Linked DNA regions of Homo sapiens: region 1 is linked to region 2. Evidence: read pairs that join two places in POLR2A ChIA-PET (ENCODE). Cell type or tissue: PC-9. All regions are shown on one strand.

Region 1 (4,000 bases), 300 kb after region 2:
GAAAATTACAGTACTCTGAGACTTTAGGAAATGGTACAGTCATATCTAAAATGAGTGACCGTAGGAAGGAACCAGATCATGTTAACAAATCCACTGAGTCCTAGATTTCACTTCTTCTTTTAACATTAGTTTTATTTCCTTCATCAGTTACAAATATAAGTTGTTATTTTGGTCACATGAACGGAGGAAATGTCCATGTGTCTACTCCATTGCAAGGAGAAGTAATGACGTTTCTTTTCTTTTTTTTTTTTTTTTTTGAGATGGAGTATTTCTCTGTTGCCCAGGCTGGAGTGCAATGGCGCAATCTCAGCTCACTGCAACCTCTGCCTCCCAGGTTCAAGCAATTCTCCTGCCTCAGCCTCCCGTGTAGCTGGGATTACAGGTACATGCCACCATGCCCGGCTAATTCTTGCATTTTTAGTAGATGCGAGGTTTCACCATGTTGGCCAGGCTGGTCTCGAACTCCTGGCCTCAGGTGATCCTCCCACCTTGGCCTCTCAAAGTGCTGGGATTACAGGCGTGAGCCACTGTGTCCGGTGTAATGATGTTTCTAACTTATTTCATAGTAATAGCTGAGAGCTAACTCAATCATTCTTTTAACAGATACATATTACATATTAGTGCCAGACACAAAGGACAGAAAAATGAGCATCAGTCAATCAATTTCCTCATGTTTCTAGTAATCCTCACAATGGTCATGTGAGGTAGTTGTATTACCTCTCACTTCCAGGTAAAGGAAAAAAGCCTCCAAAAAGTTAAATAACTCATCCTAGGACATACAGCTAAGAAAAGAAAGGACAGGAATTTAAGCAGTTCCCCTCGTAGCTAAAACCCATCTTATTCCTACCATACCATACAGATTTCTCCTGGCCTCAGACTCTTTTGTAAATCCTCACGTTTTTGGTTCATATTCTGCCAAATGCTTATATTCACTAACATGGAGAGAGTTCATAACATTGCAAAAATTTACAAATCTTTTTTTTTTCTGTCACTCATATGTAACAGGGCCCTGGAATTCTGATATCTATTGACTCAGATGTCAGTGGTGTTTATGGTATGTTCACCCCATCTTAACACTGATACACACAGTTGATGATTAAAAAAATACTTAAGAGACCTTTATTGTCGGCAAATGCTGCTGGAGCTCAGAGGGGGCACATAGAGCTGTGGCCTGGGGAAGGTCAGTGAAAGTTTCAGGAAGAAGGTCAGATTTTGGCCGGGCACGGTGGCTCACACCTGTAATCCCAGCACTTTGGGAGGCCGAGACGGATGAGAGCGAGGCCATCCTGGCTAAGATGGTGAAACCCCATCTCTACTACAAATACAAAAAAATTAGCTGGGCGTGGTGGCAGGCGCCTGTAGCCCCAGCTACTAGGGAGGATGAGGCAGGAGAATGGCGTGAACCCGGGAGGCGGAGCTTGCAGTGAGCTGAGATCTCACCACTGCACTCCAGGCTGGGCGACAGAGTGAGACTCCGTCTCAAAAAAAAAAAAAAAAGAAGGTCAGATTTTAACTGAGTCTTAAGGAGTGGTTCAAATTTGGAAGGCAGATGGGGTAAGAGCAACCAGATCACAGAAGAGTAAAAGGCAAGAAAGATGGGAAGCCCATAGCCTTTTCAAAGACAATGAGACAATTAGTTTGGAAGGAGAAAGTGATAGGCAAATATGGAATGTAACCTAAAGGGTTGTACAAAAGCTCTTAATCCTTCCAGACAATTAATCCCTTCCTTCTCTATGTTCTTATAACATTTTGAAAACGCATTTCTATTGTAGCATTTAATACTTTGCATCATAAGTATTTTTGTGCGATATCTTTTTTACTATTAAATCCATGGCATGAAGCTCAAAGTAGGGCAGCAATAAATTATTAATTGATTAATCAAATCAGTGAATGAACGAATGAATACCTCTTCCATTAGTTGTGAACTCTAAGAACAAAGCTTGTGTCTTACTCATCTTTGTATCTCTAGCTCTAAGCCAATGCCTATAGGTTCTCAATAAATGTTCATAGAAATGAACATTTATTCAGTCTAACTCCTACTCATTCTTTAAGGATTCTCCATTCTTTCCTTCTTACTTTCCTCCATTTTCCCCCTTTGAAGTCTTTTCTAATGACTAGCCAGACAAATGTAACACAAACCCACAAAGTAGGCAACCCTCCCCTCTGCACCAGTAGTTCCCCATGCACAAGGGTGCTATTTACAATGGTGTGCTGGAGCCACTGCATATCGGATCCTGAGAGCCGATTATAAATCATCAGGAATTTTGCAAACCAGTTGTTAAACCTAACCAGTCTACAAAAGCAAATTGTATAAGCTTAAAATTAATTATATTTTAAAACTCATTACTTTGTGATTATTTTACTATATTTTACTATTATCTATGTCCCTGTGATTATTTATGCTGATCATAACTATATGGTGCAAATATATAACCATGATCTACTGTGCATCTCTTCCCAACTCCATGTTCAGTGATGTCATGTCGGTAGCTTGAAATTGGCCTTGGAGTATTTACAATATGTAAATTGGCAAGCACTACAGAACGGAGTGTGATTTATCATTTTGTTGATTGTCTATACCATGGATTAGTAAATTTTTTTATAAAGATCCAGGTAATAAATATTTTAGACTTTATAGGCAATCTCTATTGCAACTACTCAACTGTGTAGTTGTAGCTTGGAAGTAGCTACAACTAAAAACAGAGACAATATAAAAACAAATGGGTATGCTTGTGTTCTAATAAAACTTTTTTATACAATCAAGGTGGATTGGGATGATGGGGTAGTTTTGGTTGTAATTTGACCTTACTTGGTCTATACCTAAGAAAGCAATGGAGATACATTAACTATGCAGATTAAACTTAAAAGTGGATCATAGCTTTTACATTGTGAATAGTACCAACAATTAGGAAATATTCCTCTATTATTCTAAAACCAATTCAGCAACAAAGCCACACACAGAATTGGTGAATGAGTGAGGTTCTAACATATGTCATTATTTTTTCACTTTCATCTTATTCATTAATGTACACAAAGATATCAATAACCATTCATAGCAAAGCTACCTTCTTTTTTCAGTTGTAACCAGAAGTTGATGATGGATACAAGAGTTCAGCAAAAAAACAATAAAAACATTATTAGTAAAATTTATAATACTTGTATGTATGTATATATGTATTCCTCCTGCCCCCAGATTGCTGGTTGGTAAGCATTTATCAGCAGACACTGGTACTATTATTCACATAGTAATTTCCAATGGTTTATATACATCTTTTTATTTATCTCAAGACTTAGAGCATCTTGAAAATAGGGATCATGTCTTACTTATTTCTTTGGTCTCCAAGTCTAAGACAAAGTTTAGCCTTTATTAGCTCAGTAAAGATGTATTTTTGAAAGTGATTATATTAATGATCATGATGGCACTGTCTTATGTATACTAAGCCTTTACGATTTGACAGGAACTGTGCAAAGTACTTTATATGTTCATTTAATCCTCATAACAACTTACAAAGTAGGTGGTATTTTCTCCATTTTATAGCTGAGGAGACTGAGGATTTGAAAACCTAAGTGGTTTGTTCAAAGCAATACACTTAGTAAACACTGAAGCTAGAATTTGAAACCAGACAGTGTCACATCACAACTTGAACCCACAATGATGGCTGTGGAGCTTCCACACCACCTCCCATTTGTATTAATATTTGCTGAATATTTTTTAATTGATTCACTTCTTTCATTTAAATGTGGTCAGTCTCATTTGTGAAATCACACGTTTGATAATCTGCCCATATATTTCCAAATATATTAAAATATACATGCAACTATAAATAAAAATGTTTCACCTTTCATGGCTTACTTTTAGAAACATTAGTCCTTTCTATACTGCTCTGTAGGATGACATCAGTGAAAATGCCTGTTAGAACACCCTAAGCCATCACCCTATGCCACCCCAGTAGTGAGTTAGCTGGCTAAGGTTTCTCCTGAAGGACAGTGGCCTCTGTTT
Region 2 (4,000 bases):
TCTGCCTCCTAGCTTTGAGCCATTCTCTTGCCTCAGCCTCCCGAGTAGCTGGGACTACAGGTGCACGCCACCATGCTCAGCTAATTTTTTTTTTGTACTTTTAGGGATGGGGTTTCACCATGTTGGTCAGGCTGGTCTCAAACTCCTGACCTCAAGTGATCCACCTACCTCAGCCTCCCAAAGTGCTGGGATTACAGGCGTGAGCCACTGTGCCCGGCCCTAAGATGGCTTTAATTTATCAACATTTAATGGACTGAGTTCTAGAGAAATTGATTCATGCAGAATAGGCACCAGAAAATGGGAGTGGAAGGGAAGAGTAAACAAACACACAAAAAAAATCATAGAATCACAGAAACTCAGAGCGAGATATGACATTCAGTTCAATCTTTTCACCTGTAAGATGACAAAAAAAATTACTAGCCCCATAGAATTTTTCAACCTTCCTTATCCAAATTAGGCCATAACTGAGCCACAAAGAGAAACCAGAGCATCTAGGATTGGAGCCAAGACTCCATGGTGGATTTCCTGAGTAAGAAATGGGCCTTACCACTTCTGAGGAAAGTTCTGGATGCTGATTAATCTCAAGGGCTCAGCCGGCTAGGCTAATTCTACTAACACTGCATAAATACGGAAAGTTCCCAGGTATTAGGAATACTAATTGGTATATTTGGTGGGGAAGGGTGAGGAATAAGGATTGGAGCAGGTATTTAACTTTTACTTCCCTTTAGCTCAAATTACCTGAGTGCCATAGGCCATGGTTCTGGCAAATGCAGTCAAGCCGGGTCTGCCTCAAAGGCTGCCTGGGATCACATAAAGACTGTGAAGATGCAGAGCCCTTCCCAGCAGATTCCTTGCTTTTCTCTGTGGAATATAATTCTTCTTTCATGAAATGTTTGTGAAATTATCTTTTAAAAGAACAGGGGCATTATTTTTAAAAACAATTTATTTACAAAATATTTAATAGGAAGAAAAAAGAAATACAAGGCATTACATGTTTTTATGTGTTTTGTCATTTGATCTAGCAAGTTATTACAGATATTATCCCCAGTCACAGAAGAAGAAACTGAGGTTCAATAATGTTAAGTAATTTTACCTTAAAGTAAGGGCGGGAACAGAAATTCTTAACAGAGTTGTGTGGCTCTAACACCCATGTACCCTTCACCACAACAGATGGCATGTTTATTATGTCTATTTGAAACATAAATTATGAGCCTGAAAGTCCAAATGTTACCTAGAGTTAAGAACTATTCCTTTTCTCTAGCCAACTCCTGTAAGGTACAGAGTCAGAGATATGACGGTCCCTACAGCAATGTGGACAGGAGGTCAGGACTGGCTTTCAAATCCAGAAGACGTGAAAATGCTGCTCTCTGAGGTGACCAACCTCATCTACCATAAGAATATTCCTGAATGGGCTCACGTGGATTTCATCTGGGGTTTGGATGCTCCTCACCGTATGTACAATGAAATCATCCATCTGATGCAGCAGGAGGAGACCAACCTTTCCCAGGGACGGTGTGAGGCCGTATTGTGAAGCATCTGACACTGACGATCTTAGGACAACCTCCTGAGGGATGGGGCTAGGACCCATGAAGGCAGAATTACGGAGAGCAGAGACCTAGTATACATTTTTCAGATTCCCTGCACTTGGCACTAAATCCGACACTTACATTTACATTTTTTTTCTGTAAATTAAAGTACTTATTAGGTAAATAGAGGTTTTGTATGCTATTATATATTCTACCATCTTGAAGGGTAGGTTTTACCTGATAGCCAGAAAATATCTAGACATTCTCTATATCATTCAGGTAAATCTCTTTAAAACACCTATTGTTTTTTCTATAAGCCATATTTTTGGAGCACTAAAGTAAAATGGCAAATTGGGACAGATATTGAGGTCTGGAGTCTGTGGATTATTGTTGACTTTGACAAAATAAGCTAGACATTTTCACCTTGTTGCCACAGAGACATAACACTACCTCAGGAAGCTGAGCTGCTTTAAGGACAACAACAACAAAATCAGTGTTACAGTATGGATGAAATCTATGTTAAGCATTCTCAGAATAAGGCCAAGTTTTATAGTTGCATCTCAGGGAAGAAAATTTTATAGGATGTTTATGAGTTCTCCAATAAATGCATTCTGCATTACATAAAGCATGTATGTGCATTTCAGTGTCTAGATTCTAGTCCAAGCTTGTTGGAAGGTTTACAGCTTGTTGCTAGGAGACCTAATGACTAAAAATTTCTGGCTCAATTTTCTGCCTCCAAAAATTAAAAGCTAGGGAGAAAATTGCATAATGTCATGAGCATGATGAAACAAATTGTCATATACTTTATCCTTTAATCTTGACAAAGTTAATGTCAGACAGTCTCTGCAACTCATTGACAAACCATGATTTATTTCTTCAGAAAATTATTCCACTTTTACACAATTTCAAAGATGACAGTTGTAAATTACATTGGTACTATTTTGCAAAATCTCTGAAACCAAATCAAAGGTTTGTGTGTGTCAAAAGTATATTGTTGAAGGTATACTGGTGTGTGAAATTCACTTGTGTGGGTTTTTTGTCCCCAAGGGTCACCTGGTAGCTCAGCTCAATGCCAGTGAATCTTAATTTATTAAGACACGTTTAAAGACTTCAGAATCTATATCTACACACTATTACTTCCTTCATAAAATAAGTTTCTTAAATCCTGTACACAGTTGAATATATATTGCTGGATTTGATTTTCATTAGAGCTTTCAAGGATGGTAAATCTTTCATTCTTATACTGTACTTGTTACCACATACAAAGAGGCTGGCTTAGTTCCTGTCTGCAGCTATGTGAGATTCAGTCTTGATTTTCAAAATTCAGTCATATTTTTAAAGTGAATTTATTTCTACTCTGTGTCATTCACAGAAGAAGTGAGACAGATATTTTGATATTCGCAATCTCTCACTTAGACAAATAATCCAGATCCTACCTCATTGTATAGCTCTGTTTCTTTTGAAGAACTTTATCCAAATAAGTTACAATAATATTTTACATCTATCAATAAAATAAACAAAACTAACAAGCTTGGCAACCACCTTGTATTTACAAAAGGATCATGAAGATTTTTTTAAACGAACATTTTCATAGTTGCATAGTCTTGCTCAAACCAAGATGGCTTTTATTTGTAAACCGAAATCTCTAGTGGTATGCTGGTAAACGAACTTTATGGAAAGTAAAAAACAAAAAAACAAAAACAAACTCTGATTTGTCAATTTGCCAATTTCTGTGGTGTAAACACACTCACCGCTGACACTTGATAGATGTTTTTATTGAAATTCCTTCACCAAAGGAATATTTACTTGTGAATCTCTAAGCCCACACACATACACAAATACCATTCTGTACAAACATACGTATTTAATAATTTGATTCTTCTGCTCAATACTCAAAGGGGGCTGGGAGGAACAGTTTGTCTCCTAGGGCATGACATAGACTGGACAGTCTTTTTATAAGAGTGATACAACTGGGAAGGGAGAACGCTGTTTCAGAAGATAACTCAGATCCTCTTCTTCAGGAAAGACTGAGTTTGGAACACCAGGGCTTTTTTTTTTTTTTTTTTTTTTGAGACAGGGTCTCGCTGTGTTGCCCTGGCTGCTCTCAAACTCCTGAGTTCAAGTGATCCTCCCACCTCAGCCTCCCAAGTAGCTGGGATTACAGGCATGTACCACTGTGCCTAGCTGAAACATCAGTTTCTGACTGAAGTGGAGACTACAACAACTTTAGTGTTTCCCTTAGAAGGATTACGGCCATGGTGAACTTGACTGAGTAAACAATGCTATAAATAAAAAGCTCTTCCAAAACATTAACCATGGTAAGCATCATTATCCCCATAAAATGGTGGCATCCAGGTTAAATGGCCCACAGACCAAAAGTCTAAAATGAAGATAGAATCCAGTCGTTAACTTTTTCTGTATCTCCATCGGTGTGGTCACAAGGATTACAATGCTTTCCTTAGCATTAATTCAAT

The links. Peaks named below come from ENCODE experiments on the same cell type or tissue, not always from the same donor. Only the 100,000 strongest peaks of a DNase experiment are listed, where the experiment ranks them.
Region 1: POLR2A ChIA-PET joins it to region 2 with 8 read pairs; 2 of 35 experiments call an interaction of 5 or more read pairs at or near these places.

What each region holds. Positions count from the first base shown.
Region 1 is chr10:89,123,475-89,127,474 of GRCh38, forward strand. No RefSeq gene overlaps it. Among named protein-coding and RNA genes, the nearest start is that of MIR4679-2, 62 kb to the left of the region's middle. In PC-9, no CTCF peak of the experiment used is centred here; no DNase peak of the experiment used is centred here.
Region 2 is chr10:88,818,971-88,822,970 of GRCh38, forward strand. It overlaps LIPM (lipase family member M), which reads left to right. Exons shown (of 9, transcript NM_001128215.1): 9 at 1,262-1,576. The coding sequence ends at 1,531. It overlaps ANKRD22 (ankyrin repeat domain 22), which reads right to left. Exons shown (of 6, transcript NM_144590.3): 6 at 926-4,000. The coding sequence ends at 3,971. Among named protein-coding and RNA genes, the nearest start is that of LIPM, 18 kb to the left of the region's middle. In PC-9, no CTCF peak of the experiment used is centred here; no DNase peak of the experiment used is centred here; H3K27ac peaks cover 689 bases.